2 separate regions of the Mus musculus genome follow, and region 1 is linked to region 2. The links are chromatin loops, found by intact Hi-C in ENCODE. Cell type or tissue: left cerebral cortex. All regions are shown on one strand. Each heading gives the region's core, and the rest is flanking DNA. Links, peaks and the distances in the headings are about the cores only.

Region 1 (16,457 bases), core at 3,566-11,565, 120 kb before region 2:
GTCTGTAGTAGTTCAACTAACCCAACAATGGGCAGTAGTGAATGGGAAGTCCAAAAACCTAGTAGTTGTTCAGTACCACAAGGCTAGTCTTTTATCCAAACCTCTATATAAGCTAGAACCCTGAAGAAGTAGGTTCCAAGACATATGCTGGCAAACTAATACAAGGAGGTGAAGAAGAGTGAGTCTTCCTTCTTTCAATGTCCATATGTGGGCCTCCAGTAGAAGTTGTATCCAAGATTACAGATGTGTGCCAAAACACCTGAAAATGTAACTTGCTTTGTTCCAGGCTGGCCATGAACTCAGATATGCTTTCCTCAGACTCCTGTGATTAAAAGCATGTATACCTTGCCTGAACCTAAGCTTTTCATGGCCAATCTGCTTCAGTATCTCCACACCAAGATCCGAATAAGAGGTCTGTGTTCTCCCCATCCTCTTGCTCTAGTTCACAGGTGTCCCCTCTCTTTCTGGCTTTTAATTCATTCCCAAAATCGTCAAGTTGACAACCAGGAAAGCCATCATACCAAGGCAACTTCAACCTTATAACTCCTTGTTCCAATGTCTGGAATCCACATGTGATGGTTTGGGCTGCTCCACGAGCATAGGTCACTTCCTCACCTTTGCATGGTTGTCTCCACTCCACTGGGACTGTTCATGATAGCCATTATGGGTCATCCCATAATAAGCTGGGTCATCCCATAATAAGCTGACATCACTAATAAGCTTGAATATTCTGTTGCAATATAGCTTCACTAATATCTTCTCAAAGGCTCTCTTCATTGTGTCAAGCTTAAACATATTAGCATGACCCCTTTAGTGCTGGGACATCTGCTGCAACTGAGGCTTTACCTTCACCAATGGCCTTCCCATACCTCTCACACTGCCAAGCCTCAGCTGCCCTCCATGTCCCCTTCATATTTTCAAAACCTGTACCACTGGGTGATTCTTGCACATTACTTAGTCCAGTTGCACTAGATGTATATCCTTCACTTTCTGGAACAGTTTTTCTATGCTCTCAGAACACACGCCACAGATTTCATCTCAGTGGTTCTGGTCTCTTCATAACCACTGCTAATTTCTAAGCTCCTGCTAAGCAGTATCAATTTTTCCAGGAACCCCCTCTACTCTTGACTTTGTTATAGAACTATAACGAGACTGAGGAACTATTTTCAAGTGTTAAAATATAATTCATTAAGAAGGTGTGAGGGATGTTCAGCAAGTTACCGTGCTTGTCAGCATGTCTGGTACCAGAGCTGGACACCTAGGATCCACATGCTAGAAAGTGAGAAGCGGCTCCTGAAGGTTCTCTGACCTCCTCGCAGTGTTGTGGCATGCCCATGGCCTCCTGCCACACAAATAAACACACATACAATTATTGCTTAAAAGAATTAGGATCAAAGTGCAGAAACGTGAGTCTAAGGGGAAAAGGGAAGAATGTAATATTTCAGACTCCCCTGAAGGTGTGTCTTCATGTTTCTTCCAGTTAGTGGGAGCCCTCATCACCCTGCCTTGATATTTGAGTGATTGCATCTTAAAATGATAATATTTATAAGAGAAAAGGGACATAACTTGCCACTTCAAATTCAAACTGAAACTTTGAGATATTATAATTGTCAGTGTTTGTGTATGTCCTATCTTCCAAGATGATGTTAGGGAAGATCAATGAAATTTTCTTGGGAAGTTCTCACTTGAGAGTACACCAAGGAACGGATGAGTAGTGTCCAACCTCGCTTGAAGTAAGAAGTAAGTATCTCTTGACAAGAGAATGAGTAGACTTCACATACTCAAAAGTCATAATATGTGGACCTGCCTGAAGAAATGGCTTATCAGTTAAGAATGTTTGCTGTTCTTCCAGAGGACCTGAGTTCAGTTCCCAGCACCCACATGGCTGGCTCACAACTAAGTCCAGCTCTGAGGAGCCTGACACCCTCCTCTGAACTCCATGTTACAGGTGCTCACATGCGGCAAATGCACACAGGGACAAATAAGAAAAAATAAGTTCTTTAAAATACAAACACACACACACACACACACACGAGTGGAATACTATGTGGAACTAAGAACGATCCACCTGAGGTGCATATGACAACAGGAACGTCAAACCCAACGGTAACACAACGCTAAATATTCTGTTTGCTAAATACCAAAGAGGAAGCAACAAAACTATTGAGATATAGTTTCTGACAAGAGAATGCAGGATAGTTTTTAAAGCAGGCATGGGCTTACCATTGCATCCGTGATGATGACTGATTCCCAGTTCCCAGGGGGAAGAGACACAGTGGATGCCAAGGGCTCCCTGGCCAGCCAGTCTAGTCAAAATGGCAAGCTTCAGCTCCTACAGAGAGATCCCGTGTCAAAAGCAAAAATGGGAGTAATGGAGGGAGCCCAACATGGACTCTGCCTTCACTTGTGTGTGCACCCACATGCAAGTTAGATAGAAACAGAGAGACAGAGGCCAGACAAATTCCTTCCTGAAACAATCGATAGTAGGGAAATTAGTAGTGGATAAACAAGGCCTGAGGGCAGGGCCGATCACTTTAAATACAGGGGCAAAAAATGTCGGTGCAATAAGAAGAGATGAATCAAAATTAGAGAGGACAAGTCTATATCATCTGGGTCAGAAGAAAATGATGTCAGGAATAAACGTAGCTTATGAAAAAGTGGAGCAACCCAATTAATACTTAAACTTGCTGTGTAAGATGGAAATTTAAACAAGCACACAAGTAGAAAAAAGAAAGATAGTATGTTCATCAAGTGCTCACAGAACTGTGACAAAAACATACCACACGTTTACTTCCCAAAGGAAGTCTCAATAAGCTCTCAAGAGATTTACCACTCCAATCACATTCTGTCACCAAGATGAAATTCAATTAGGAAACGAAAAGTGAAAGGTCTTAAACACCAGCATCTGTTTGATAGTCTCTCATTGGCTCTCGTTGGTAACCTCTGATTGGCTTTTAAAACAGGAAGAGTGAACTGATTCTCAACCCTTCCTGGGCAACTTAACCGTTCACAGAGCTTGGAGGTGAGAGCTGAGTGAGGTTCAGTGCTGCCTCAAATGGTGGCAGTGACCCAAAGTGGTCACTAGATGGCAGTAATACTTGATATTTCTCTTCATTTGTCAGCATCATAGAGTGTCAATCTTCAGTAAGCACTGTAAAGACTTGCTTTTCAAATTCAGTTTGGGGTCCTTCAGGGTTTCTCTCAAATAGCTGCTAATGAGAAAATAATATTACTTATTGACAATAATCTATTGTTCCATAAACATATTTCTTGTTATTTCTTTAGTTTGCTAAAGCACTTTTGGGTCCTTTAAGAGATAAGAACAAGACATTTGCTGTCTGCTAAATTGTTACGGAAAATAATTGAAGTATTCTAAGTTGTCTCTAATTTGAAATTTAAATGTGTAATAAGCTGCCTCCTCTTAACAACACGAGCATATACATTCATGGGGAGAAAGCGTCTTGAAAAAAATCTATCCTGTGTATTTTTATTCCAAGAAAGAAAGAAAGAAAGAAAGAAAGAAAGAAAGAAAGAAAGAAAGAAAGAAAGAAAGAAAGAAAGAAAGAGGGAGGGGGAGAGGGAGGGAGGGAGGGGGAGAGATGGAGGGAAGGAAGAAAGAAAGAAAGAAAGAAAGAAAGAAGGAAGGAAGGAAGGAAGGAAGGAAGGAAGGAAGGAAGAAAGAAAGAAAGAAAGAAAGAAAGAAAGAAAGAAAGAAAGAAAGAAAGAAAGAAAGGAAGAAAGATTGAAAAATGGGAAGCGACTCTAATTTTAAAGATTCTATGGGAGGAAACCATCAGTCAGGAAGTTGCTCCTATTCCAAATCCCGCTGGTGAAGCATAATCCCATTTCCTTTAGGACAGGCTTGCAGTGAGGATGAAGGCCATCTGCAGATTTGGACTGTACCACGCTGGCATCCTGGGGTGTGCATCTGAGACTCCCAGTCAGAGAGGAGCAAGCAATCTCAAGTAAACCAATAATTCCAGAGCTGTCAGAGAAAGAAGCTCTCATTAAAGGCCTGATGCACAGAGATGTGAGAATGTGCACGTGCCTGGGCTTATGTGCATGTGTGCACGTGCCTGTGAGTGTCCAACTAAGGAAAACAATCCATTAATTCTAAAAAGAACAAGGGGCATACATAGCAGGGTTTGGAGTAAGGAAAGGGAAAATGGAATAATTCTAATCTCAAAAACTGATACATATATTTTTTCAAGATATCCATCCAAATTATGTTTTATTATAATATAAGTAAAAACTGATTTACCAGTCTTCACATGGAACTGCAGAGGAAGCTGAAAAACAAAGCCTACTTTTTTTTTTACTAGATATTTTCTTTATTTATATTTCAAATATTGTCCCCTTTCCTAGTTTCCCCTCTGAAAATCCCCTATCCCCTCCTCCCTACCCCTGCTCTCCAACCCACCCACTCCTGCCTCCTGGCCCTGGCATCCCCCTATACTGGGGTATAGAACCTTCCCAAGACCAAGGGCCTCTCCTCCCATTGATGGCCGACTAGGCCATCCTCTGCTACTACGTATGCAGCTAGAGACACAAGTCCCACCATGTGTTTTCTTTGATTGGTGGCTTAGTCCCAGAGAGTCCTGGGGGTACTGGTTAGTTCATATTGTTGTTCCTCCTATCGGGCTGCAAACCCCTTCAGCTCCTTGGGTACTTTCTCTAGCTCCTTCATTGAGGACCCTGTGCTGTATCCAATGGATGACTGTGTGCATGCAGTTCTGTATTTGTCAGGCACTGTCAGAGCCTCTCAGGAGACAGCTATATCAGACTCCTGTCAGCAAAAACTTGTTGGTATCTACAATAGTGTCTGGGTTTTGTGGTTGTTTATGGGATGAATCGCCAGGTGGAACAGTCTCTGGATGGTCATTTTGCATCAAATTCACGAGTTTTGGGGGTCCGTTGCCTAGTGACCTATGGTTGCCATTTATCTTTCCATACTCACAGGGCAAAGACCGGAAGGCCAGGCTCTGACCTTATTAACACTCATCCATAATAATCCTGTTCATTTAAAGCATAACTACTTGTGAACATTTACAATGGTACAATCTACATTATTTCCTTTTTTTATATATTTTAGCACTTTCCTTAGCCCCATTCCAAGCACTGTAAATTTATAATTCTTTTAAAATGCATACTGTTATTTTTTTATTTCATTTAGTTATATACATTCCTGATCATATGATTATTTATTTTCTTTACAAAAATATATCATCAAAATAAAGAGATGTTTGAGGTTGCTTCAGTGTTCAAGTCTGTTTGTTTTCTTTCTTTTTTCCAGTTTTAATTCAGTTGTCCTAAAGATGGCTATGCTTTATATACATATACACATACATATATATATATATATATACATATATATGAATAGATCCAACCTTGAAGTTCAAAGATAGAATCTTGAAGAAAAGAGAGTACTGAAAAGAGTTAACAGGGGACATTCTGGAATCTACTACTCTGTCTTTAAAAATGAATATTAACAAACATTAAGGGAGGCAGGGTGCTGAAGTAAGGGCCTGGACCAGGCAGTTCCTTGTACCCAGGACTACAGTGTACTTTCAAGATTAGGATTGCGATTGTGCCAGCCTTGCCTGCTGGCCCCTCTCTCCTCTCTCTTCTCTACCATCAAGTCCAGAATCATCTGATTAGTCTTTGTATACTGATATCGGGTGAGGTAGGAACCAAGTCTCATACGTATTTTCCTTTGTAAGGATGCCTATGTGTACATGGGTATATCGATGGAGGCAAGAGGTCTGCCTCAAGTGTTCTTCCTCAGGTGCCAGCCACGTTGCTTTGTTTGTTTGTTTCTTTTGTTACTTCAGAGGGCATCTTTTACTGTTCTTTGATAGCTGATTAGCCTAGGCTGGCTGGCAAGTAAACCACAGGGATGTGCTTGTCTCTGCCTCCCAACACTGGGATTACAGGCTCATTGTTCCATCCCTCACATTCTTAGATGGGTTCTGGGACTCAAACTCAAGTTCTCATGCTGGCCCAACAAGTACTTTACAAACTAAGCCAGCTGGGATGGTGTGGTTTGCTGTCTACATGATAAATAATCCCCCAAACCCTCCCATGTCATTTATGAAAATGAGAGAAAAACATTTTCTTTCATTTTGGTAAGGACTGAACTAATCAAATGAAGAATTCAGTGGTATGGGGAGCTAGAGGTGTTGACGCTGTAGGCTGTGGTTAGAAGACGCCTGGCTGGAGTGGTCCATACCTTAGAGTTCTGGGTAAATGCCATACCACACAGGAAACAACTGTAGCCTGCCCTGGGAGTGAAGTAGAGAGTTAACATATTCAGTGTGCATTGTAACGCTTCATCAGCACGCCTTCTGCAGGGCCTGACCTCTCTGCTGGGCCACTGACCTTTATAACTGCACAGTCATGGCCACCACCTTACAGGCATGAAAAGAAGACAGACAATGGCCGAGAAGGAGACACCCGCAGGGGGAGAAAATGCACTCATTCAAAAGATTTCCTGCTCAGGGATGTTATGTCTCATGTCCAACTTCAGGATGCATTTGGTGGTATTTAAGCCATGCATGTGCAACTGAATAAATAAAGTTTTAAATCAACTTTTAAAAGCTTTACATCAGTAAAATAGATTAGAATGTCATGAGACCGACTGCCAAGGCAGTACAGACTCTGGAGATAACAGCATCATACAGTGGTCTGCAGTCAGGGGGGAAATGAACCTGGGTCCTGGGTTCCTCCCAAAGTGGTTGGGTATCCTTTGGCCTCTCAAAAGGGACACCTACCTCAAAGTGCCTAACAACTTGCTTTTTGGGTTGGTTGGTTGGTTGGTTTGTTTGTTTGTTTGTTTGTTTGTTTGTTTTGGGGGAAGGGAGGGACGTCTCCAGATGAACAGTGGCTGAAGGAAGGTAATAGCGTTTTAATGGTTACCACCCACTACGGTTATGGACGTTAAGTCAGCAGAAGAATAATCATAGGTTGTGTTTTAAGGCCAACAAAAACTTATTTCTAGTATTGATTACTGGAAAGTCATCTTTCCCACTAGGGCCTTCAGAGCAGCATGCACGTGCTTCTTAAATCACAAGTATGTTTCCAACGTTGACAGTAGCTTCTGCTTCCGAATGTAGTAGTGATAATTAGGCAATTTCATAACAGCCAAGACCTTTAATCCTCCACAGGATGCCATCCGTGTTCAATTTAATGAGAATGTAATTGACCTTCCCTGCTACAAACTAAGCATCCCCCCTGGGCCGGGCTTGTTCGTAGATTAAGATGGCAGTGCAGGCCATCATCTGGAACATCAGACAATACTTTCTTTTTTTTTTTTTTCCATTTTTTTATTAGGTATTTAGATCAAAGGTCAGGTGATTATCCTAGGAGATTTTAGTTTGTCACATAAAACAAAACAAAAGAAACAAACAAACAAAAAAACACCATTCATGTAGCCTAGGATATCACAGAGTCATGTGTTGAGCCTTCTTAGCACATAGCTAAGCTCTTTGCATATATTTTTAGTTTGTTCACAGTGTCCCCATTTCTTTTTAAATCACTTTCTTGTGGAGAGAGGGGAAGAGGGAGCCACATTTAAATTTAATGGAGACAGCATTGGCCAGAACTTTGAGGAACATGAATCGTTCATCCCACCCACTTCCTTAGAAGCAGCCTCCCGTGTGAGGTGGGATTTGAGTCATATTAATTTGTCCCAGACCACACCAAAATTTAGCTGTTCACATCTGAAACATCCCACGATTTCTGTTGCAAGGAGGAATTTGTTCAGCCATGTTACAGCTTCCTATTTCTCTCCTCTCCCAAGAAAGGCTGGTGTCCTTATAAGGGAGACAGCCTCCATTTCCCACAGTGTGGAGAGCTAAATAAATACTCTCTCACAGTCGATGCAGAGGTAACTTTTTTTTTTATGGATTAAAAAAAAAAAAAAAAAAAAAGAAGCTGTTCTGAGAGTCCATCACTGTTCCAGCATCCCCATTCAGTGAGGGGCTTTTGTCTCTCTCTCAGTGGGAGCTGCCATTTTAATGGGACCTCCAGCGGGACCTGATTTGATGATGTGATGTAGGCCTGGAAGAATCTAGGAATTTTTTTTTTTTTTTAGATTTTGGTTAATTTAACCATAGTAGCTTTCAAAAGGACTGAAATGTTAAAGTGAATCCACAGAAAATGTCGCTGAGAAGCGGCTGGCTACCAGATAATTTCTTGGACTCCTTTCTGAAGCGCTGTCCTGTGAAAACCAATCTCTTGAAGTTCTAATAGGCATTACGAGCTCCCTGCCCCCAACCCCCAATCTATTTACAAAGAAGAAAACCGGGAGAAGAATTCATTCTCAGAAATACGCATACGTATACACAGACACAAACACCCACCCTGAAACCAGAATGAAACAGAATCGCTCTTAGCTGACTGGTGAGGCCAAGCCTGGACTTGGATGGCTTTGTGGTAATTCTGGGGTTTCCCTTCTCCCTGAGTCATAGTCACCGCTGTATGTGAAGTACTCTTCCCACCGCGCCACCCCCTCTCCCGAGATCCCGAGTGCCAAAGCTGCACACCACGCACTTGCCCCACAAAAGGATGCCAACCCCCTGGACACACTTCCCAAACTTTTGAGACTGATGCTCCGGGCGGGGTGGCAGGGTGTGGGGAGACCAGATGGAGCCTGCAGAGCCAAGCCTGCATGCAACCAGCTCTCCGAGGGCGGTGCTGGTGTGGGCTCTGCTCCTTGGTCCCCGGGACCACACGCTGACTGTGCTAGGCAGCTGCTCGCCCAGATGCCAATCGCTGGAATGTGTTTTACGTTCCGCACCTCTGTTTGGCCTGCCTGGGGACAAACTCTTGCTGGGCCTCTCAAGTGAGATGGTGGGTGGCAGCAGCTGGGGAACAAAAGTAGATGCCCTCAACACTTGAGAGCTGATCACTCTTCTGGGAACTATCTCGTTTCCCGGATGCCGTCTTTGTAAGGCTAACAGACCAAAGTCTCCACCTAGAATGATTGTTTTAGTATGTGGCTGACTGTGTGGACCTCGGAAGCCCGGGAAATTAATTCAGTGTTTCTTGCAAAGAGTCAATCAAGTGCTATCACGTAGAAATGAAAACACACACACACACACATGCACACGCGCGCGCAAGACGAGAATCTTTCTGGATGTGTGCAATTTTATTGTATCTATCCTTGCTGTATTCTGGTATTTGGATGTCTAGACAAATTAATTTGAAATTCAACTTTGTTTTTTCCTATAACCAGGTTGTCTGCAGTAAGACTGGGCCTGGGAAGGCCCAGTATAGGCACTTAGACCTACACACAACAGATACAGGAAAAGCCTTTCAGGTTTCATGGTTTGAGAATCTTTGAGACAGTTTTAAATCATTCAGTTGATAAGATATGATATCATGACGTTGGTGGCTAATCAATTTTATTACTCTGTTTTATTTGGCCAATGTAGATACTCTCCGGGTTTTGTTTTGTTCTTCTCCTTGTTGAAATGGTTGGTCCAAAGGTTTCCCAGCCCATCAGTGCATCTCTCTTGGTTATGAAACTATCTCTTCAAATTAAAACATTACCTCTTACATGGAGGAAGTAAGTGAAATTCATAAAATGCAATAAAAGAAATATACAAGGCCCAGATAATATAAGAAACGTACAAGGCTCAGGAAAGTCATAATTTTTTTTTTAAAAAGGCTATGCCCCACCAGTCCCAAAGTTATATAAGCAGTAAAATCTGCTTTGGAGGGGTCAAGGGGAGTTGGACATACACAGATGGACAGTGGGCTGGACGTCAACAAAGGCAGGGAGATGTATCCAGGGATGCATTGAAAAGCAAGCTTGCAGCTAAAAGAGTCAGATGCAGATATTTGACCAAACCAATGGACAGAAGCAGCTGACCCCTGTTGTTGAATTAGGGAAGACTGAAAGAAGCTGAGAAGGGCAATCCTGTAGGAGGACCAGCAGTCTTAATTAATCTGGACCCTGGAGATCTCTCAAACACTGGATCTCCAAACAGACAGCATACACCAGCTGATATGGGGTACCCAGCAGACATACAGCAGAGGACTGTCAGGTCTGTGTTCATTCAGAGATGATGCACCTAACCCTCAAGAGACTAGAGGCCTCAGGGAGTCTAGAAGTCAGGTGGGGTGGGGGTGGGAAAGTCCACGTGGAGACAGGGGGTGGGGAGGAAGTGTGAGATGTGAAGCCATAAGAGGGTGGATGGGGGGGATAAAATATAGAGTGTAAAAAAATAAATTAATTAATTTAATAAAAGAAAAAATGAAAGAAAAGAAAAGAAAACTTTTCAATGAAGCAATGGCCATTGAGTCACCTTGCTTCTGTAACCAACCCCAGTAAAATCCATTGGTTTATGATGCTGCCCTTGAGTGAAACTGGGTTTTGGTGTATCTTCAGGGTTCTATCTAGTGTGGGTAGAAATTTGTTCTTTTTTTCCCAGAAAAGAGTACACAGTGTGAGACCATCACTACCAAAAACTTAGATCATAATAAAAAAAATTAATTTTTTTATCTTGCTGCGCTTTAAACAGAAAATGATAATTGCATGCCAAGAGTCTAGAAACACATTTGGCCCTAAAATAAAATTTTATGTATTGCAAACTCAGTATAACATGCATGGCAGTTCTGGAGACATGAAAGGTAGACACCAGCTTATAAAATAAAACCCGGAGCAGATATGCTCTACCTACAAAAATGGTTTAAATACAGGTGTGTTGCCTGGCGTGGTGGTGCACGCCTTTAATCCCAGCACTTGGGAGGCAGAGGCAGGTAGATTTCTGAGTTCAAGGCCAGCCTGGTCTACAAAGTGAGTTCCAGGACAGCCAGGGCTATACAGAGAAACCTTGTCTAAAAAAACAAAAACAAAAACAAAAACAAAAACAAAACAAAACAAACAAACAAACAAAATTACAGGTATGTTTATTACCTTCTTGTAAAAACACATAAAGAGATATGAAATGTTGGAAATTTTAAAAAATCAGCATCGCTGCCATCCCTGCTCCCTAGGAATAATCACAGATCTCAGAAGAATCCTTCTAGTCTTACACTATGTATGCGCGCGCACACACACACACACACACACACACACACACACACACATACACTCACACATGCACACACACATGTACATACACACGCATGCATATACATGCACATATGCACACATGAACATACACATACAAGCATACATGCACAGACACATGCATTCACATGAACACACACTCCTGACTTTTTACATGTTTACACTTTTTCAGCTTTATGATGGTGCACAAGAAATACATAATCAGAAGAAAACACATTTTGAAATTTGAGTCTCGATCTTTTCCCAGGCTATCCGTATGTAACACAGTACAGCTCACCTTCTGGTTACTGGGAAGAAAGATGCACACCTGAGGTCTCCATATCCCTATCAAGGGCACAGCTCCAAGGATCACTAGTAGAGAAATGCCTCACTACACTCACAACCGCTTTGGTTCACTAGGAGCCAGTCCATCAACACATACCTTGGGGGATCAAGCCACAAAGCTTAAAAGTAGCAGTTTTTAAAATGTAAGACTATGGGAAGGAGAGATGGCTCACTAGGAAAGGCACTTCCTGTGAAGCCTGAGAGTAGTTCTCTCCTCAGAGCATCTTGCGCATGCGCGACTCGCCAGCAAGAACGACACTGCAACAGGATCCTTCTGCACACGTTTATTGGGAGAGCTTGATTGCAGAGACGAAGAGACCCCAAGCCCAGAACTGGTGCTACTTATATAGGTCTAGGAGGGGCGTGTCTCACACCCGGATTGGTTATGCATGGGTTATACTTACCACCTCATTTGCATGCCTACATCTGATTGGTTAACTTGTCTCTCATCTGATTGGTTAACTTGTCTCTCATCTGATTGGTTAACTTGTCTCTCATCTGATTGGTTAATTCTCAAAACCTCATCTTGACAAGAAAAACTTTACTGCCTATGTATGCATGGTGGCCAGCGGTAGCCAGCGCCACCCTGCAACGGCACATGTGGCTTCCCACAAGAGCACATGTGGTAGAAAAATATGTGATTCCACAACTGGGCCTCGGACCTTCAAATGTGCACCATGGCATGCAGTTATGAACACATGTACACACACTAAACAAACAAACATAAATATATAAATAAATTTTATTAATTTTTAATTATTTATTTTATTATTTACATCCTAAATGTTGCCCCCAGGATTTAGATTCACCCTCTCCCACTGAAGCCCAACAAGGCAGTCTTCTGCTACATCTGTGCTGGGGCCTCAGAACAGAGCTTTAGTTGGTGGCTTGGGCTCTGGGAGCTCCCGGGCGTCCTGGTTAGTTGAGAACATTGGTCTTCCTATAGGGTTGCAATCCCATTCATCTCCTTCAATCTTTCCCCTATCTCTTCCATAGGGGTCCCAGACCTCAGTCCAATGGTTGGCTGTAAGTATCTGCATCTGTCTCAGTCAGCTGCTGGTAGAGCCTCTCAGAGGGCAGCCATGCTAGGCTCCTGTCTACAAGCACACCATAGCATCAGTAATTGTATCAGGGTTTGGTGCCCATCCATAAGATGGATTCCAAGTTGGACCGGTCATTGGATGGCCTTTCCTTCAGTCTCTGCTCCATTTTGGTTCCTGCAGTTCTTTAAGACAGGAACAATTCTGGATCAAATATTTTAAAAGTTGGTAGGTAGCCCCTTCCTGCACTGGGGGCCCTGTCTATCTACTGGAAGTGGTCTCTTTCGGTTCCATCTCCCCACTGTTTGGCATTTCAGTTGAGGTCACCCCCACTGAGTTCTGGGAGCCTCTTATATCCCCCGTGTCTAGGACTTTCTAGAGGTTTCCCCTAGCCCCCATCTCCTACAGGATCTATTTCTGTCCATTATTCTGACCCTCTGGGCTTCTCCTCTGTCTCCCCCCAACCTCAGTCTGCCCCCCCCCTTTCCTCTTTCCTCACCTCTCCTACCCAGGTCTCTCCCTCCCTCTGCCTCCTGTAAAAATTTTGTTATTCCTTCAAGGTGAGATTGAAGCATCCTCACTTGGGCCTTCCTTCTTGTTAAACTTCTTATGGTCTGTGGGGTATATCATGGGTATTGTATCATGTACTTCTGGGCTAATACCCACTGATCAGGGAGTACATTCCATGCATGTCCTTTTGGATCTGAGATACCTCACTCAGGATGATATTTTCTAGTTCTGTCCATTTGCCTGTAAAATTCATGATGTCCTTATTTTTTAATAGCTGAATAGTATTCCACTGTGTAAATTAACTGCATTTTCTGTATCCATTCATCAGTTGAGAGACATCTAGGTTGCTTCCAGTTTCTAGCTATCATAAATAAGGCTGCTATGCACAAGTCCTTGTGGTATGGCAGAGTATCGTTTGAGAATATGCCCAGGAGAGATATAGCTGGGTCTTTAGGTAGAACTATTTCCAATTTTCCGGGGAACCTGATTGATTTCCAAAGTGGTTATACTAGTTTGTAGTCCCATCAGCAAGTGGGGAGTGTTCCTCTTTCTCCATATCCTTGCTAGCATCTGCTGTCACTTGAGTTTTTGATCTTAGCCATTCTGATTGGTGTGGTCCTCTGACCCTCAAATGTTAAGTACATAAAGAGCTTCCAATTGTTTTTATTTCCATGCTGCTTATCTTTCTATTTCCTGTGTAAACACACTTGTCTTCAACATTTATTTTCTCTAAAAACTACCGAATAAAATTTAAGGCAATGGACAATGTACTCAACATCCTTTGGGCAAGAACAGGAAGATTTAGGATCACATCAAAAATGTTACTTGGTGATGCCTTTTCTATTGAATGGCTGCTAATCAAGTGGTGAGGCACATGTTCTTTTCATTCTTAGGTGTGAAGGGCCTCTTTGTGGGACTGGTTTCATCCACAATACCTTTTTTAAGGAGTCACGCCTGAGGTTGAGCGTCTCTTACCAACCATGTCAGCATCACTGGTGCCTCCAGAGCTGCTGTGCCCTCTTGCACTGCTCCTACAAGACTGTTTTCCTCCAGCAGTGGCCTTTTCTTTGCTACAATGCACACAAAATGGCAAACTTTAAATCCCTATGCTAAACAAAAGCTTTAAAAAGACAATGTCTCCGAACTTCTTTTGTTCCCTGTTTTCATTTATTTTTACAGCTGTTGCTGTATTTTATGTGTAGGGGCTTTTGTCTGAACAGATGACTGTGTACCACATGTCTGACTGAAGCCTAGGGAGGTCAGAGGAAAGGGTGTCATATAACATATACATATGATTACCTAGAGTTAAACTCTAGGGGGTTGTGATCTGTCATGTGGATGCAGGGAACTGAACCTGGGTCTTCTGGAAGAGCAGCCATCTCTCCAGCACTTCATTTCCTGTTTTTAGTTAATGAAATACTTTGGGAAATATGGAAACAAAACCAAAGGTGACGCAACAGAAGCAACAGAATGCTTTCTTAGTTTTCTTCTTCCAGATGAGTCTATCATGATTATATTGCCTTATTTTCATCTTTTTTTTTTAGCATTGTTGGAAATGAATAATAAAAAAGTCTTTTTTTTTTCAATTTTTTATTCGATGTTTTCTTCATTTACATTTCAAATGCTATCCCGAAAGTCCCCTATACCCTCCCCCTGCCATGCTCCCTTACCCACTCACTCCCACTTCTTAGCCCTGGTGTTCCCCTGTACTGTGGCGCATAAAGTTTGCAAGACCTAGGGGCCTCTCTTCCCAATGATGGTCGACTAGGCCATCTTCTGCTACATATGCAGCTAGAGTCACAAGCTCTGGGGGTACTGGTTATTTCATATAGTTGTTCTACCTATAGGGTTGCAGACCCCTTCAGCTCCTTGGGTACTTTCTCTAACTCCTCCATTGGGGGCCCTGTGTTCCATCCTATAGATGACTGTGAGCATCCACTTCTGTATTTGCCAGGCACTGTCATAGCCTCACAAGAGACAGCTATATCAGGGTCCTTTCAGCAAAATCTTGCTGGCATATGCAATAGTGTCTGCATTTAGTGGCTGATTATGGGATGGATCCCCGGGTGAGGTAGTCTCTCCATAATCCATCCTTTCATCTTAGCTCCAAACTAAAAAAGTCAATCTTAGCATACTGAAATTGCAAGTTGGAAAAAAATAAGAGTACTAAAATTTTATAATGCAATGTAGACTGAAAAGGAACCCAAGAGAGGTATAAGGTGATTATAATATTCACTAGATTTTTGATCTATTAAAAAAATTGAACATATATTCTCTTGGCCCCTGGAAGGAAAAGGGCCTGAAATATCTTTATGAATAGTAATAAATGTGACCAAAATAAAATTGAGTGCAATGGATCTTGATGATGTATTGAGGGTTAAGGAATGGTTATTGTGTGAGGCCAGCCCCTTTACAGTCACACAGTTTTAGGGTGTGACATCTAGCTAATGGAGCAGGTGCTGAATTAATATTTCTTTTTGGACCCTGAAGAATCAACACTAGTTAAAATGAAAGAGTTTTTTTTTTTTAGAATAATTCTCAGTGGCAAATAATATAATCTTAGAAGTAATTTCAAAATGGCAAGTTGAATTTTTCCACAATATATATATATATCAGTCAGTATCTGGTAAACACAGCAAAATTAATGTTGAAGTTAAGTAATTTATAGAACTAAAGTTAGTTAAATGAAATATACTAATCCTTAAAACTGCCGCCTACACTCAAAAATATTTACTGCATGGCATGTCCAACTAACTATGCAAAGGGCTGTTTTCAGGCAATAAGTGCAGATGTGTGACACCATGTCTGAAATAAGGCTTGGGGTATGGCTTACCAAGTAAAAGCACTTATTGCACAGAATTAACAATCCACATTCAATCCAATCCCATCCCTTGTTCCAGAACCCAAGTAAAAAGCCAGCTGAAATGGCATGTTTTTGCGACTCCATAATTCCCATGGAAAGACAGGAGGCAGAGATAGAACTATCTGTAAGCTTGTTGGCCAGTTAGTCTGGAATTTGCCTCACAAACAATGCATCAGACACAAGAAGACAGACCTTACCTCAGTAAGGTGAGATGGAAAGTGACAATGACTCCTAAAGTTGTCATCTGACTTGTAGATATTGGTTTTATTTCCTCAGAGGAAGGGATGAGATGAGAGCTGTACTCAAGCTTTATGAACACATAGTTTGGGCTGAATACAGAGCATTTCTGTCTAACTATCCCTAGGCTTAGGTCTGGAAGTTTCTACCTTCCATACAACCTAATCCTCTGCAAACCTGGACCTTGAAGGCTTCAGCTTCCAGCCTCTATCTGCAAAACTAGGCCTAAAATATTCTAGCTTCCGAGACATACTGCTGAATAAACTCACCCTTTCTAGTTCTTTCTGAACTCTGGCTGGATGGTTCAACTCAGCTGTTCTGGCTCAAACTCCTCTCCAAGCTGACTGATTCAATCCAGTTTCTCTTGATTTCTGACTGAATTGCTCTGCTTGGAAAAAAACTCTTC
Region 2 (16,457 bases), core at 3,729-11,728:
GGCAAAAACCTTTAATGGTCACCAGTTCACTAGAAGTAAACTCTTTACAAATGGAAAAAATTAAACTTTTAAATCTATAATAATTGTATATGAAGTAGGCAAGTTATTTTGAAATGCCTTTATAAGTTTTATAGCCTGATTGACCTTTTATAAACTTTTGAATTTAAATTTTATTTAGAACAACATCTGGCTAGGTCTGTAATAAGGCTCTAAGAAGTGCCACACAAGCCGCGCTGAGGCTGTTCCCCTCTGAGCTCAGCCTTAACCCAAATGCAAACTTTTTTCAATCTAAACACTCTGCCAGAGTCTTGGCTCAAAGATTATCCCTATGTTGAAGTATCCTTAAAGACTTGTTTTCTTGCGTTTGTTCATGTTGTTTAGAAAGACTCTAACCTTGAGTTCCCAATTTTAAGCTAACTTTCTGTTACAAGCAAAAGGCTGCCTGCCCCTTTAAGAGCTCCGTTTGTAATCGGCTCTCAGCAAGCTTTTTCAGCTGTACTTGGCTCCCAGCCACAGTGCAGCTAACTTATCAGCTTGTACTGTGTAAATTAAAACTGCTTTTAAAACAAGTTTTAACCATTTATATTTTTCAACGTGAAACACGGAACAATAACCATTCAAACCACAAAACAAAAACAAACATGAATTGACAGACATATGGACAATTTGTTTTACAAACATTAATTGACAGACATATGGACAATTTGTATTGGTGCACCAAAAACAGACAATAGACAGACAGGGAATAGAACTTGGTGTCTCAAAGGGACACAGATATTTTAACCAGAGCTAAGAAAATCTCCATTGGAGTCAGAGAGAAAACAGGACGTCTCCCATTTTTCTTCTGTTCTTCAGGAGCGCTCTGAAATAGCTTATTTTTATTTTCTTTCTCTTTTTTTTTTAAAAGATCCCAAACAGGGGACAACTGCTTTTCTAAAACTCATCTTCTCTCTCTCATGTCCAGACTCTAACTTACTTATATCCTTCTTCTGGGAATACTGCCAGTGAATGAGAGGAGGCACAGTGACCCTGAGAGCTATCTCTAAGCCTTTAATGAAAGCTGCCTCTTTAGTCAAAGTCTTTGAGAGGAGGGTAAATTGACTTAATTTTATGTTATCCTTTGTATCTTTATAATTTATATTGTCTTTTGTATCTTTATATTTTATATTATCTTTTGTTTTTCTCTTTTCTCCTTTTTCACTCCCCTTTTTTCTTTTAACTTCCAGGGAGGTCCTTTTTTCCTTAGACATGTCTTTTTTTTTTTTTTATGAGCTCCTTATCTCTCGCTCCGTTCGGTTTCTGACATGCTGTCTCACGGTCAGCCATGACTCTTCGAACTTACCTTCACTACACTTCTGGATCTGCCCCGTTTCCGAGGGAACTCCTCAATGCCGGCGATGTTGTGCCGTTCCCGGGTTTCGGCACCAGATGTGTCTGTGATATGGAGTCTCACCAGCGAGGACACCCACACACAGGACACACTCAGATCCTTCTGCAGCATAGCTTTAATCCATCTCGAGAGAAAGATGATCAGCTTTTGGGGAAGGAGGCCCAGAATACAGGAAACTCGGTCCTTAAATAGGCCACAAGAGGGGTTGGAGACATATTTCACCCTGACTGGCTGCTCACTATCAGCCCAGATGACGCCCCAGGACAGGCAGGGCACAAGGAATAGAAAAATACCCCAGCACATACGCAGACTCTTTGTTTACCAGTTAGAACACCGGATATCAGCGCCATCTTGTAATGACGATTGCAAGGGCGGCTCCTCACAACCATGAACTTACCCTGCCGGCAAACAGTGACTGCTGAAAGTTCTGAACTCATTGGTGGGGGAGTCAGTTCCCCGTACGGGCCACCATTTGTCGCATCTGCTCTCGACCAGCAATAACGACACGACCACCAGTCCTTCTAACAGCAGTTTATTCAGCAAACTTCCATCTTCATCTCTCTCGCTTCAACTTTATCTCTCTCTCTCTCTTTTTTTTTTTTTTTTTTTTTTTTTTGGTTTTTCGAGACAGGGTTTCTCTGTATAGCCCTGGCTGTCCTGGAGCTCACTTTGTAGACCAGGCTGGCCTCGAACTCAGAAATCCGCCTGCCTCTGCCTCCCGAGTGCTGGGATTAAAGGCGTGCACCACCACGCCCGGCGAACTTTATCTCTCTCAAGTTTATCTCTTTCCTCATCTATCTCCCCCAAACCCCGGGCCTCTCACTCTTATATACTCTCAGTCCCCATCCACTCACAGCAGACCACATCACCTCATCAGGCACACAGCTTCAGCCAATCAGGGCGGCAGGAGCATCTCTCCACCAAATATGGACTTGTTTAAACCGCCAGCATCATGGTGCACCTGTGCAGCTCTCATGATGGTCATGGCTTATTTTCAGGTGTATGAGGAAGTCAGGTGCAAGTCATAAGACTTAGCTGCAGTCCGGGGCACCATCTTGGGACTGCTGCCACACCCGCTCCTCACAATATTTAACTACAGGAGGATTGTACTGAGGTTTATTTATTTATAATTAATCAACTATCACCCAGTCAATGATAGTTAAAAGACTTTCAACAGGAAGAGTGTTTATTTATTCATTTACTTAACAAATATTTATCTAGAGCCCGCAATGAGCCAGAAATTGGTTTTGGTGGTACAAGAGTATTTACAGCAAAGGCCTGTGAGCCAGAGTTCATTCTAAAGAAAGGAGGTGGAGGCAGATATGAGACAAATACACATGCAAGCCTGTAATGTGTCAGATAATGAAAAGTGCTAAGTAAAATATAAAATTAAGTAAACTGGCATGGGTGCAATTTATGTAGAGTGGCCAAAGAACATCCCTCTGTTGTGTACGGTGTAGACACATGACTGTGTGTATACACAGGAACACATGCACCTGTATGTGTGCATGCACATGAGCTGCTGAGAATGGTACTCAGGAGCCAAGCTAATACCAGGCACAGCTCTCCATCATCCGTCTTTTGATGAAAAGTGAAGGAAAACGGCTATTCAGATGTGTAAGTCAAGAGCATTTCAGTCTGAAACACGAGCAGGTGCAAAGGCTCAGAGGCAGGATGTGCTAGGCAGGTTTGACAGGCAGCAAGATGGCTACTGCGGATCCAATTAATACATGAAGGGAGACAGAAAGAATGGGAGGACTGGTGCAGTAGATTTATATCAAGGAAGGCCCTGCTAATTGCAGAAAGGACTTCAACTTTGCTCAGAGAAAACCAGGATGAAAACTTGGTTGCTAGGTTTTGGAATAAGTAAGCAAGAATGCAGTTTTTAACTTCACAAGATACAAAGAAGCAATCGAAGCAGACTGGGGAGAGAACCAGGACTACTTTGGGTCTGTGAGGTTTGAGCTAGGTATTATTTATGCAGAACTATCAGGTGATCTCTTGGTCCTGACTGTTTAGATGGCGATATACATTTTGGAGTACTAACATGCAGATGATATTCAAAATTGCAGAACCAGAGGATTCATGGGAAATAGAAGAACGGGAAGAGGAACCAAGTAGGCTAACACAAGTCAGAGGAGGAAGAGTCACTAAAGAGGCAGCATAGGGGTGTTGTGAGGGAAAGAAGACAGAGCATTTTGGGGGAGAGAGAACATGAGAGTGAATGGTGAATGGACAATTTATTGGACTTTGCCTTTTTTCTCTCTCTCTCATTCTGTAACCCGGGTGATTTGGAACTTGCTATGCACCTGTGCTGATTACTTCCTGTCAATTTGACATAAACTTAGATCACCGGGAAGAGGAAACCTCAACTGAGGAATGGTACTTCCATCAAACTGCTGTGTGGGCCTGTCCATGGGAAATCTCAACTGTGATTTATGTGGGACTGCCAAGCCCACTGTGGGTAGTTTCATCCCCTGGCAGGTGGGCTTGGGCTGTAGAGAAAGAGTCATGAAACAAGCCAGTTAGCAGCATTCCTCCATGGTCTCTACTCTGTCCCTGCCTTGGCTTCCCTTGGTGATAGACTATAATTTGTAAGCTAAAATAAACCTTTTGTTCCCCAAGTTTTCTTCATTCAATGTTTTATTATAACAACAAAAGGCAAATTAGGACCCTTAGCCTGTCCTTTGACTCAAAATGCTGGGATCGGAGACATGAGCTACTGCAACTGTCTCTTCTATTTTCTCAATGAACTCAAAAGAAAAGAGCATTGTGGTAATCAAGAGGGAGGCAGGAACTGGAGACTTGAAATGAGGAGAGAGAGTATTAAAGAATTTTCTAGAAAGCTGGAGAGAGAACCAACTCCCCATAGACAGGAGTACTCCCTTCGGGTTCTGAACTGCTCTCAAAAGCTACTCTTGTGACAAAGTGTGAGGACCTCATAAGTAAGGTGGCTCCAAAATACAAAACTCAGTTTCAGACTCATACAACTTCAGTGTCAAACAGTAGATGGGGCAGAGGGAGAGCTAAAAAAGGTTAAGAAAGGGGTGGGGCTGTAGCTTGGTGGTAGAATTCTGACCCAGCAAGCCTGAGGTCCTAGGTGAGTTCTAACCCTAGTCTGAGAGTGAAGAGAGATCATTTGGGGGGGGGCATCATCCTCCAACACCTGGTCGGAATGATCGATCAAGCAACAGTGCTGGATTAGCCAAAGAGAGTTGTTTCTAACGGTGGTCCCAAAACAACCAGAACCAGGCAAGTGCTTATGACTAGCTGGAAGTTGAACAGAAAAGCCAGAAGTGAAGGTTAACAGAGGGAGAAGAGGCAGACACTCCTTCAAAAGAGTTACGAGTCAGCAGGTGGAAAAATAAGAACAGGTAAGGAAAGGAGAACGAAAACAGCACTGGGTGAGGGCGGAAGTGATGATTCCATCAGGATAATGGAAAGCCATTCTTATTAATATGTGACTAACAAAGGGGAGAGTCTTTCTGTGGAAGAAAAAGAGTTTGCAGGATAATTCCACTACTGATGGTTGAGTTTTACAAGGCATCTCCATGTTGGGTGTGGCAAAGAGGACAAGCTGGCCATGCATGACAAAGGAACATCTGGAAGAGGAGTAATGTAGGTCACATGCCACGGCAGCTAAGGTAGGAAGACTGTGGGGCAAAGAACTGAGAGCCACACTGCAAGTGCAGAAACACAGAGACAGACTGACAATGGTGTTGGACATCCCATCTGTGACCACTGCTCCAAGGATCAACTTCTCTCTCTCCCAAATCTGAAATCAGTCATGGCTTTGGCGCCATGGTCAGGTTTGAGCTCTGTTCTCTGGGTTTCAGGGCGCCTTCTTACCTAGTGTGAAGTTATGTGAGTCAAACTGAGTCAGCTTCCTGAACATTCCTTTGCCATTCTCTCATGCTCCTTGTGAGGAAGGCCACTGGAGTTCAACTCAGAAGTGGGAGATGATAGGGTTGGACCAACAAAACACAGCCTTTCAGATACCTGCCACAGCATGCAATCTAGGACAGGAAAGAAAGATGTGGCCCAGAAGGGTAGCTCACTTCTGAGGAGAAAATTATCTGAGAGCATCTATGTTTCATATGACATTAAATCTCCCAGTAAATCTACATGCTCTTCACTGATTCTAGGCTAAAACTTAACCATAAATGTTGAAGTCTCCAGGACTTGTATACAAAGAACCTGCCATTTTGGATAATCTGATGTGTACAGTTCTGTAAGTTCTATAGCACCTCTCAGTTGAGAACAGAAGTCTAGGAACTATTCAGTAAAGGTACCTGGTACCCACGGACAGGGAAAGAGTGCTGTGAAGAAAAGAGTGCTGATGAAGAACCATTGGGCATCTGTACTGGCTACTCATGACTTGACACAAGCTAGAGTTATCTGAACAGGGAGGCTCCATTGAGAAAAATGCCTCTGTAAGATCCAGCTGTAAGTCATTTTCTTAACTAGTAATTGATGGGGAGGGTCCAGCCCATGGTGGGTGGTGCCATCCCTGATCTGATGGTCCTGTGTTCTATAGGAAAGCAGCCTGATCAAGCCATGAGGAGCAAGCCAATGAGCAGCACTGCTCCATGGCCTCTGCATCAGTTCCTGCCTTCAGGTTCCAGCCCTGTTTGAGTTCCTATCCTGACTTCCTTCAGTGATGAACAGTGAAAGCGCAAGCCAAATAAACTCTTTCCTCTCAACTTGCTTTTACATCACGATATTTCATCACAGTAATAGAAACCCTAATCCAGCATCAAAGACAGAATCCAAGGAATGGGAAAAATACCAGGAATGGACTAGCCAATGCTCCCACCCCCCACCCCATCCCCGAAAACATTTTGAGGAGAGAGTATGGAATAAGTAATAGAGTGTTTTTGGTTGGGCCAAGAAGATATGAAAAAGTTTAGGAAAGAGACTCACACAATAATAAACTGAGACATTTTAATTTCAAACAAGAAAAATGGGAGGTGATGTGGTGCCTATGGAGAAGCCCTTCATGGAGGCAGTACATTGGAGTGGTTTTAGGACAAATTTCAGAAAATACATCTAGATAAAAGGTCAGGCCACATCAATGTAGTCAGAAAAGCAAGCTTGGTACCACACAGGAGTAAGAAGAAGAGGAGGAGGCTAAAGAGATGGAGCAGTCCTGGGCAGAAATCCGAACAAGAAGACAAAAGTCTCTTCTCCATCCTCACATGCCCAGACACAGTGGGAGTTCTGTCAAGGCCTAAGTTAATTGAGATGTTTTCTGTTCTGGGGTGCTCCTCCTGCAGTGAACAGATGCTCCAGCCTAGCTAAAAAATATAATTTCCTATGAAATGGTTAGCTGACCCTAGAAGGAAAAAAAAAAAGACCAGTAACAGAATTTGTGACCGGGATATTGATTTATACTAAGACATATCAACTCTTTGATAAACTCAAAATGTACACAGCAGGTACTTCCCTGATACTCAGACCAGCTTACTATGTCAGGTCGAGTATGTTTACCTTAATGGCTGAAGGAAACTGGGGGGTCTGAGAGGTTGCAAGATGGAATTAGACTCCCGGTCTTCCCCGATCAGTTCTAAAGTCCTTTGTTTCCCTTCCCTTCTCCTCTACAAACAACCTTAGAGCAGATACATGGCCCGATGATGGACCGGAGAACAGGACTACGGGCACGGATGGAGGCATAGCTTCTTCCTCTACACATTCTGCAAGCAGCTTCTGAGCAGCATTTTCTACAGCCCCTGGTATTACAGATGGCAGAAGCTTGTCAGATTCACAACTCTCCCACCACCTCTCAGACTCTCTGCAGACTGACTGCCACAATGCTTTAAATAGCCTGCAGATGTCCTGTCCCCCAAGGTTGTGCTTCATGGTGCCTTGCAAAATCCCTATGCTCATCCGAGAGCTCTAACCCTCCAGGCCCTGTTTCTGAGTGCATTGCTGCCTTTTATCAAGTGTTAATAGCAATGACTGGTTCATTTATCACACTTAGCTTTAGACAAATAATTAAAGGTCACCTCTTCCTCCTACATCACCAGTGAAATACTAGTGCCCCAATCTTTTTCTAGAAGTCTTGATTTCTGTTTTGTCTTTACAATCCAGGCAGTTAAGTTAATGGGGACAAAATATAATTATCATTTGAAACTCAGGTACCTCTCTCTGTTGCTGACACTGGAGCTTCATCCTCTGGTGTTACTGGTCTTTAGAGAATTTCTAAAAACTGGATGTGGAATGACAGCATGTCATGTGTTAACATGCTGGAGAGGACCACAGTACTTTCAAGCTACATTAACTAAAGAAATCCTTCTTCCTCTCCTCTCCTACTAACAAGGATCCGAAGGCTGGGTGACATACGTGTAGTCAACTCCAGATTGAATTACGGTCAATTCCAGATTTAGTTTCAGGTCTTCTGGTACCCAGACAGTGACCTACATCACACCTCTGTACATTCTTTTCAAAAATGTTTGTTTCCTCTCTCCCAACTATTTTCATTTTAATTTTCCCGAATGATTAGCAAAGTCAGCTGGAGACCAGCAAGGTTAAATGACTGGTCCCTAGCGGGTACAGTAACTATTACAGAAGAAGAAAGATTTAGGAATAAAAACAGATGGTTACTGATTTTAAAGTCAAAAAGTCTAGATTTTTGGATTCTCTATAGTCACATTATTGGCAAATAAAATCAGCAGTATTTACAGGTTCTGAGCTGTATAGTAGCTGATTTACTTTGGGGTTTAATATTAGCTTTTTAAAAAATAATAGTTTGGTTGCAATTTTGAGGGCCAGAGAACGGAGAGATTTATCTAAAACCATTACCTTTTAGACAAGAATGTTTCAGTGACTAATACCCATAAAACTTATTAATATCACCTGCAGGTAGCAGGGAAACCTGGTTCTTTTTTCTGTGTAAGAATGTACGATGTTGGTTCCTGATGTTTCAAATGTCACTGTAGATATGTTGTAACTATTCCAGCCTGTTTTGTGCCTGCTTGATCTGGTAACAAGCTCACAGGGACCATGGCTGCACATGGCTGCATCCACTGGACACCTACCATGGCCAAGACAAAAGCGGGAGGTAGAGGCTTGTCAAGACAAGGTGCATGCTCTAGGGCTCTATGTGGTAAACCACAGAGCATCAAGTTTTTAGTGTCATAGAAAGCAAATGTCTTCAAGGGGGTTGATCAAAAAGGTATTGTCTAAGTGAGGGAATGTCAAAGATTTTCAGGAGGAGCTAAGCTTTGAAAGGATGGCTCAGGGAAGAGGGCTAAAAAAGGAAAGGGACCTCAGGCAGAAAAGATGGGCTTCTGAGGTCCTGAAATCAACGTAATGCTCCTTAGACTTTCTTAGAGCCCTCCGTGGTATTAAATTTATTTTTTTTTCTTCTCATATATTTCCCTAAGAAAACAGAAGCTGTCCTGAAGAAGAGAGAATAGAAGATACAAAGCTACTTTTCCAGTAGGCAAAATTATATAAATTCCTTGCCAGGCACTGAAGCTGGGAACTGGGCTACAACCCCATGAAGAAGTTTGAACAAGTTTATATCCTTGCTCATCTGAGAAAGACCTCAGAGCAGGCACATGGCTGATGGGGTTGAAAACAAGAAGACAGAGGCACAGACAGCTCCTTCCTCCACACATTCTGAAAGGGGTCTCTGAGCAGCATTTCTAACAGTTTGCAGATATGTCAAATCCCCTGAAGGTAGGTATGCTTCACAATGCCTTGAAAACTCCCTGTGCTCACCTGAGATCTCCAGCCCTCAGTGGGCTGGTTCTGGGTATGCTACTGCTATTTATCACGTTTTATTTGTGATGGTTGACTCATTTGCCACACTTAATGTCAAATAATTAAAAACAAATAATTAAAGCCTGATCCTTTAAAACCAGATCCTCTCCTCTATCTGTGTTAAAATCTTTGCACCACCAACTGCTTATTGTGTTCTGACTGACTGGCATTCTGACAGTTTTGCAACAAATTTTATTCTATATTATTTCCAGGAAAAAAACCAAATAAGACAATACAAAATAAGTCGCATGAATATGGATCTGCACTCTATGCAGTCTTATTTAATAAGGCGGATTTAATTGCAGAATAGAAGAGGCACAGAATTCTATTCACTTTGAAAGAATGGGGTTGCTGGATACACCATACCTAGAGCACCAGGGCTGTATCTCTTGGCCCCACAACCTCAGCATGTGCCTCCTTCCTTTGCCCCTGCTGCCAAGCCATTCACAGACCTTTCTTCCTGGGCAGCTTCTTTGTTTCTCTTCCTACTTCCCAGATGCCACTTCATCATACTGTATCTGCTAGGCTGGACCTTCTCTGCTGCATCTGAAGATGCTACATCAGAGCTACACACCTTTTAGCTCAACCAAAAACATCTAGAGAGACACAATCGTTAGGCCACATTTTTTTCAGTCGAATTTCAGATAATTAAGTTGGTGAAAACTGTCAGTGTAAACAGAAAATGACATGTATGCATTTTCAGTGTGATCGGCGTGTCTTCTAAGGGTATTTTTATAATTATCTTTCAGATAGCCTAGATGTCTAATATGGGTGGTGAAAGGATCTCAGGAACATGTCTGGAGCACATAATAACAATATGCCAACAATATTATAGGGACATACACAGAAAGGAAAGGGGTGATATTGGTGCCTATCAAAAACATTAAAATTAGAAGAAACAATTATACAAATTGAGTATAGTGCTGACACGCTGCATAAAGATAATTACAGAGTTGTAGAACCATGAAAACAGAACATTCCCAAAGAGAACAATGTCTGGAGTTTCTTCCTTAAATTCATAAACTACTTATGTTTTCCCCTCTTCCTGGCAAATATAAAAACCTTTCCAACCTTTCCAAGTTAAACTGCTCAAATGCAATGCATTGGATCAAGTGTTACACTAAAAAGAGAAAAAAAAAATCCAAGTAATTTCTACATCAACTGAATGTTAATGTAGAAAAAAATAATTCAAGTTAATAGCTTGGATTTTAAAATTATTTCAAATTCAGAATTTCTCAGTTTAAAAATTTGAAAAAAGAAATGATTCTTCCAAAAATATTTAGTAAACTTTCAATTTTACATTTGAAGGAAGAACTTAAAATACTTTGGAAACGTCCTAAGCAGGAAGAAGAATGCATTGAAATGTGCTGTGTTGTATTATATTGTTTCTAATAAAAAGTAAGTTCTTCCTGGTAATAATTTAACAAAAATAGATAACCTTCACACATGTATAAGAATTGGCTTAAAAAGTAAAGTGATCCATTCCAAAGATGTTAAACTAGAAATGCTGTTATCTAAATAGCAAATAGGTGAATTTTATAGACAGAAATACATTTATATGGAGCTTCAATTAAAATAATTGTGAAATGAATCAAAAGACCACATTTCCAAGTTTCTGAAAAGATAGTTTACAGCTCTGAAACCTGTCATAAACCAGGGTTTGCTTACAATTACACAGTATGTTACTTCTATTTTTTTTTTAATTACTAATTTCTTTAACAAGTTTAAAATTGTACATTAGAACTTCCTAAGTTTTCATTTTAGTCAAGGGAAAACAAAAAGTTACACAATTTGACATAAAATTCCTCCCACATGACACATATCCTTTATGTAACACTAAACTCCCAGTTTAGAGATAAATTCATGAATTCTAAAAAATTCACAAAGATGATTTGATTTGCAACTGTGGAATATGACAGGCAGTATAAGTATAAAAACCCTGGGTCCAGTGTTAGGAGCCTTTTGTTCCTTTTCACATGTTATCAAGTGGTTAAGGCAGGGTGGAGAATTCTGAACGAAATTCAAGACAGTCTATCAGAAGTAAAGCGGGGAGAGAGAATAGGAGCAAAGAGGAAACATGGTCTTGAATGCTGTGTTTTCATGTGAAGGACATTCAACAAAGGAGTCGAACTTTGGTTCAGTTTGTAAACTTTGCACAAATTTTGTTATGATAGCCTGCTGCCCACAGAGGAAGTTATCCATAAAAAAAAAAAAAAAAAAAAAAAAAAAAAACCTTATAGTTTATTATTACTTTTTTGTGTTCTTTTGTTTTTGTTTTTGTTTTTTTTTTTTCCAGAGCTGAGGACCGAACCCAGGGCCTTGCACTTGCTAGGCAAGCACTCTACCGTTGAGTTAAATCCCCAACCCCTAGTTTATTATTTTAATGCAATCCCTTGTAACTCTTCTTTGGGTCTGAATTTTTAACCAGCTGGTACTTAATGTGAATCATAACCAGGGAAAGTACACAGTGCTAAATTAACATAAAACATAAGTTGTAGCAGAAGAAAAAAAGACACTGAGAGAGGTAAAAATCTGGTACAGTCAGCTTCATTGGTTTGGGGAATTGTTTTTGACATTGCCCAAGTGATCTTGCAATCTAAACCATGACATTGTGTGGGGAGCCGCCCTCACATTCGCCATTACAAGATGGCGCTGACATCCTGTGTTCTAAGTAGTAAACAAATAATCTGCGCATGTGCCAGGGTAGTTCTCCACTCCATGTGTTCTGCCTTCCCTGTGACGACAACTCGGCCGATGGGCTGTAGCCAATCAGGGAGCGACACGTCCTAGACGGAGAATAATTCTCCCTAAAAGGGACGGGGTTTTGCCATTTTCTCTCTTGCTCCTGAAGAAGTAAGCAATAAAGCTTTTGCCGCAGAAGATTCCGGTTGTCCTGAGCGTGTTCTTACCGGCGAACACAAAAGCTTGGGCAATAAGTGGTGCCGAGAAACCCGGGAACTTTATACCATCACACCGGTGCAAGGAACCAGAACTGTGGGTCACGTTACAGCTTTACAAGGTATGTCTGGCCTTGAACTTTCTCCAGTGTTAGGAGCCTTTTGTTCCTTTTCACATGTTATCAAGTGGTTAAGGCAGGGTGGAGAATTCTGAACGAAATTCAAGACAGTCTATCAGAAGTAAAGCGGGGAGAGAGAGTAGGAGCAAAGAGGAAACATGGTGCACCAATTAAGTATACAGGCCTTTCCACGGGTCTTGAACCCGAGGAAAAGTTAAGGTCAGGGAAGAATACCTGGGGAGAGATTAGAAGGAAAGAGGAGAAAAAACAAAAGAAAAAAGATCAATCAGTGGAGGTTTCTAGGAGAAGGAGCCTATACCCGAGTAGCTCTGAATCAGATGAAAAATTTAGCTTCTCTGAAGAAACAGACTTGGAGGAGGAAGCAGCTTGTTATGAGAGAGAAAAGTACCAGCCAGATAAAATGCTAGCTAATCAGTCAAGGAAAAAGCCAAAAGCGGCTGGCGAAGGCCAGTGTGCTGCTCAGCCTCCGGGCAGTGGGCTTCAAGGTCATAGTGCACCTCCACCCTATGCAGAGCCCCCTGCACATCAGCCTATGCATCAGCCCTGTGCAGAGGCAATGGACAGAGAGGCAATGCGCAGACTCGTTCATTCCCAGAGAGGAACAAAGGAAAATGCAATAGGCATTTCCGGTTTTTGAAGGAGCTGAGCAGTGGTGGCACACGCCATTAATCCCAGCACTTGGGAGACAGAGGCAGGCTCTTGCAGCCTACAAGGTCTTATTGTCCACCCTGGAGTTGTAGATCAGGATTATAAAGGGGAACTTCAGGTTCTCTGTTCTTGTCCTCACGTTGTCTTTTCTATATCACAAGGGGACAGAATAGCTCAACTAATAATTTTGCCAAGCCTACAAGGCTGTTTTCCTTCCTCTGGTATTCCTCGAGCTGCCAGAGGGATTGGTTCTACTGGAAATGATTCTGATTACTTAATAATGCCTTTAGATTGTTGTCAAATTTTATCTACTCCTCATGTAGGGGTAAACCCCCGTGGCATCAGGCCATTACAGGTCTGGCAAATGGATGTCACGCATATTTCCTTCTTTGGGAGAAATTAATATTTACATGTCTCTATTGACACCTGCTCTGGTATCATGTTTGCCTCTCCTTTAACCAGAGAAAAAGCCTCACATGTGATTCAACATTGCCTTGAGGCATGGAGTGCTTGGGGGAAACCCACACTCCTTAAGACTGATAATGGACCAGCTTATACATCTCAAAAATTCCAGCAGTTCTGCCGTCAGATGGACGTGACCCACCTGACTGGACTTCCATACAACCCTCAAGGACAGGGTATTGTTGAGCGTGCGCATCGCACCCTCAAATCCTATCTAATAAAACATAAAAGGGGAGACGAGGAGGCTCTACCCTGAGTACCAAGAGTGTCTGTGTCTATGGCACTCTTTACACTCAATTTTTTAAATCTTGATGCTCATGGCCATACTGCGGCTGAACGTCATTGTTCAGAGCCAGATAGGCCCAATGAGATGGTTAAATGGAAAGATGTTTTATGTAGCAAATGGAAAGGACCGGATCCTATTTTGATAAGATCCAGGGGAGCTGTTTGTGTTTTTCCACAGAATGAAGACAACCCATTTTGGATACCAGAAAGACTCACCCGAAAAATCCAGACTGACCAAGGGAATACTGATGTCCCTCGTCTTGGTGATGTCCAGGGCGACAATAACAAAGAGAGAGCAGTGTTGGGGGATAATGTCGACATTTCCACTCCCAATGCCGGTGATGTATAATGCTCAAGTATTCCCCCGCTTTTTTTACCACTAACAAGGAACTGGGTTTGGCCTTGTTCAGACAAAAAAAAAGGGATTTTGGGATATCGGCCATTATTGTTAGCATTGTTGCTACAGTGGCCGTTTCCGCCTCCCTTATGGCCTCGGCCTTGGCTCTGTCTGGACATGTCCAGATGACTGACACCATTAACACATTGTCAGCCTCGGTGACCACAGCCATAGATAAACAGGCCTCAGCTAACGTCAAGATACAGGGAGGTCTCATGCTGGTTAATCAACGCATAGATCTTGTCCAGGAACAACTAGATGTATTATGGCAAATAGCTCAGCTGGCATGTGAACAAAAGTTTCCGGGATTGTGCATTACTTCCATTCAGTATGAGAAATTTACTAGGGCAGCTAATTTGTCAAAAAGTCTTTCTCAGTATATGTTACAGAATTGGACGGCTGAATTTGAACAGACCCTTCGGGAATTGAGACTTGCCATCATTCAGGTCAACTCCACGCGCTTGGACCTGTCCCTGACCAAAGGATTACCCAATTGGATCTCCTCAGCATTTTTCTTCTTTAAAGAATGGGTGGGGGTGGGATTATTTGGAGCTACACTTTGCTGTGGATTAGTGTTGCTTCTCTGGTTGGTCTGTAAGCTTAAGGCCCAAACTAGGAGAGACATGGTGGTTATTGCCCAGGCGCTTGCAGCACTAGAACATGGTGCTTCCCCTGATATATGGTTATCTATGCTTAAGCAATAGGTCGCTGGCCATTCAGCTCTTGAACCCCACGAGGCTAGTCTCATTGCACGGGATAGAGTGAGTGTGCTTCAGCAGCTCGAGAGAGTTGCACGGCTAAGCACTGCAGTAGAAGGGCTCTGCGGCATGTATGAGCCTATTCTAGGGAGACATGTCATCTTTCAAGAAGGTTGAGTGTTCAAGTGTCCTTCCCCCAGGAAAAACAACACAGGACCAGACCAGGACCCCTCTGGGTGATGAGCCTGGGAGGAGGTTTTGTGTACGGCTCCTTTACCTGCACACTGGGGATTTGACCTCTATCTCCACTCTCATTAGAATGGGTGGCCTATTGCTCCTAAATAAAAGGAGGAGATGTGGGGAGCCGCCCTCACATTCGCCATTACAAGATGGCGCTGACATCCTGTGTTCTAAGTAGTAAACAAATAATCTGCGCATGTGCCAGGGTAGTTCTCCACTCCATGTGCTCTGCCTTCCCCGTGACGACAACTCGGCCAATGGGCTGCAGCCAATCAGGGAGCGACACATCCTAGACGGAGAATAATTCTCCTTAAAAGGGACGGGGTTTTGCCATTTCTCTCTCTTGCTCCTGAAGAAGTAAGCAATAAAGCTTTTGCCGCAGAAGATTCCGGTTGTCCTGAGCGTGTTCTTGCCGGTGGGGACAAAAGCTCGGGATAACATTGCTCATCTGCTTGGTAACAGTTGTTTTCTATACTACATAGTATAGAATAATAAACACTTATGTTATAAGCTATTTGCCACTTACTATTTTTGAATAAAATATTTAATTAAATGAATGCATGACACCATGTGCTTGTTCATGCAGCTATTTATTGACTATTATTTTTAGATAAGATCAGCATATTAATTACCAGCAAATAAATTGTTTTAAAAAGCATTGCTAAGTGTGAACAGTCATCAAAATGAGGGAGGCTCTCACTTGTATCTTCGGCTAAGAGCCTAGTGATTGGTGGTGATGCTTTTGTAAGTATAAAATCTAATAATTTGCTTTGTGTATATGACATGTCTGAAACCATAAATAAAATTTGCTCAGAAACTGGGTTTTATTTTAGAAGATGCGCTCAAACACAAAATGTGTTTTATAAGTAAAGTTTAAAGGCACATCATTACCCCATTTTATTATTTTAAAAAATTACTACAATGCATCTGTAGTAAAAACCTGCAGTTTTCTAGAGCAACTTTTATTCCTTTAACTTTGCTTCATATTGCAACAGAAATAATTTTAAAAAGGAAAAAAAAACTATGGTGAAATTAGTAACATGGTCTAATATAAAAAAATTCTTACAAGCAATATTTCCAATTTAAACAGAATTTTGTTGATTTTTCTACAAAGTACAGAAATTGCCCCTCCTGTACTTTTTTTCTCTCTCTTGCTTTAAGATGTTTAAAAGTTTTGAGATCTACAGATATAGATTTGGGGAAACATCGAATTATTTTCAAAGACTGTTTGAAACGCTATTTTCAGAGCCACCGCAGAGAAGGCCCCTCAATGGGCCGGCTAGAACCTAGGACCGGCGGGGCAAGGCGGGCCCAGAGCAGGAGAAGGTTCGCAAAGGACGATCTTGTCCTACTCGGATTTGGTCGGCCACGCTCAGCTCCGGTGGCTCTGGCGGAGTCTGTGCGATGGACGACCCGGAAAGGCTGGAAGCGGCCAGGCCAGGGTGAGCAATTGTGTTCAGAGACAGAAGAAAATGTGGTGAGGTCAAATGAAGAGCCGCTCCTAAGAAAGAGTTCCCGAAGGTTTGTCATCTT

Evidence for each region. A loop is a pair of places that touch in the nucleus more often than their neighbours do. Peaks named below come from ENCODE experiments on the same cell type or tissue, not always from the same donor. Only the 100,000 strongest peaks of a DNase experiment are listed, where the experiment ranks them.
Region 1: a loop joins it to region 2, with 4 times the contacts of the local background. A loop is called at or near these places in 2 of 42 quality-filtered maps.

Annotation. Positions count from the first base shown.
Region 1 is chr13:3,213,207-3,229,663 of GRCm38, forward strand. Gm40648 (a long non-coding RNA gene) reads right to left here and starts at 3,482. Exons shown (of 3, transcript XR_873096.1): 1 at 2,224-3,482; 2 at 1,222-1,342. In left cerebral cortex, for the core only: no CTCF peak of the experiment used is centred there; DNase peaks (open chromatin) are centred at 7,703 and 8,569.
Region 2 is chr13:3,336,622-3,353,078 of GRCm38, forward strand. It overlaps the pseudogene Gm8616. Among named protein-coding and RNA genes, the nearest start is that of Gm40653, 68 kb to the left of the region's middle. In left cerebral cortex, for the core only: no CTCF peak of the experiment used is centred there; a DNase peak (open chromatin) is centred at 7,170.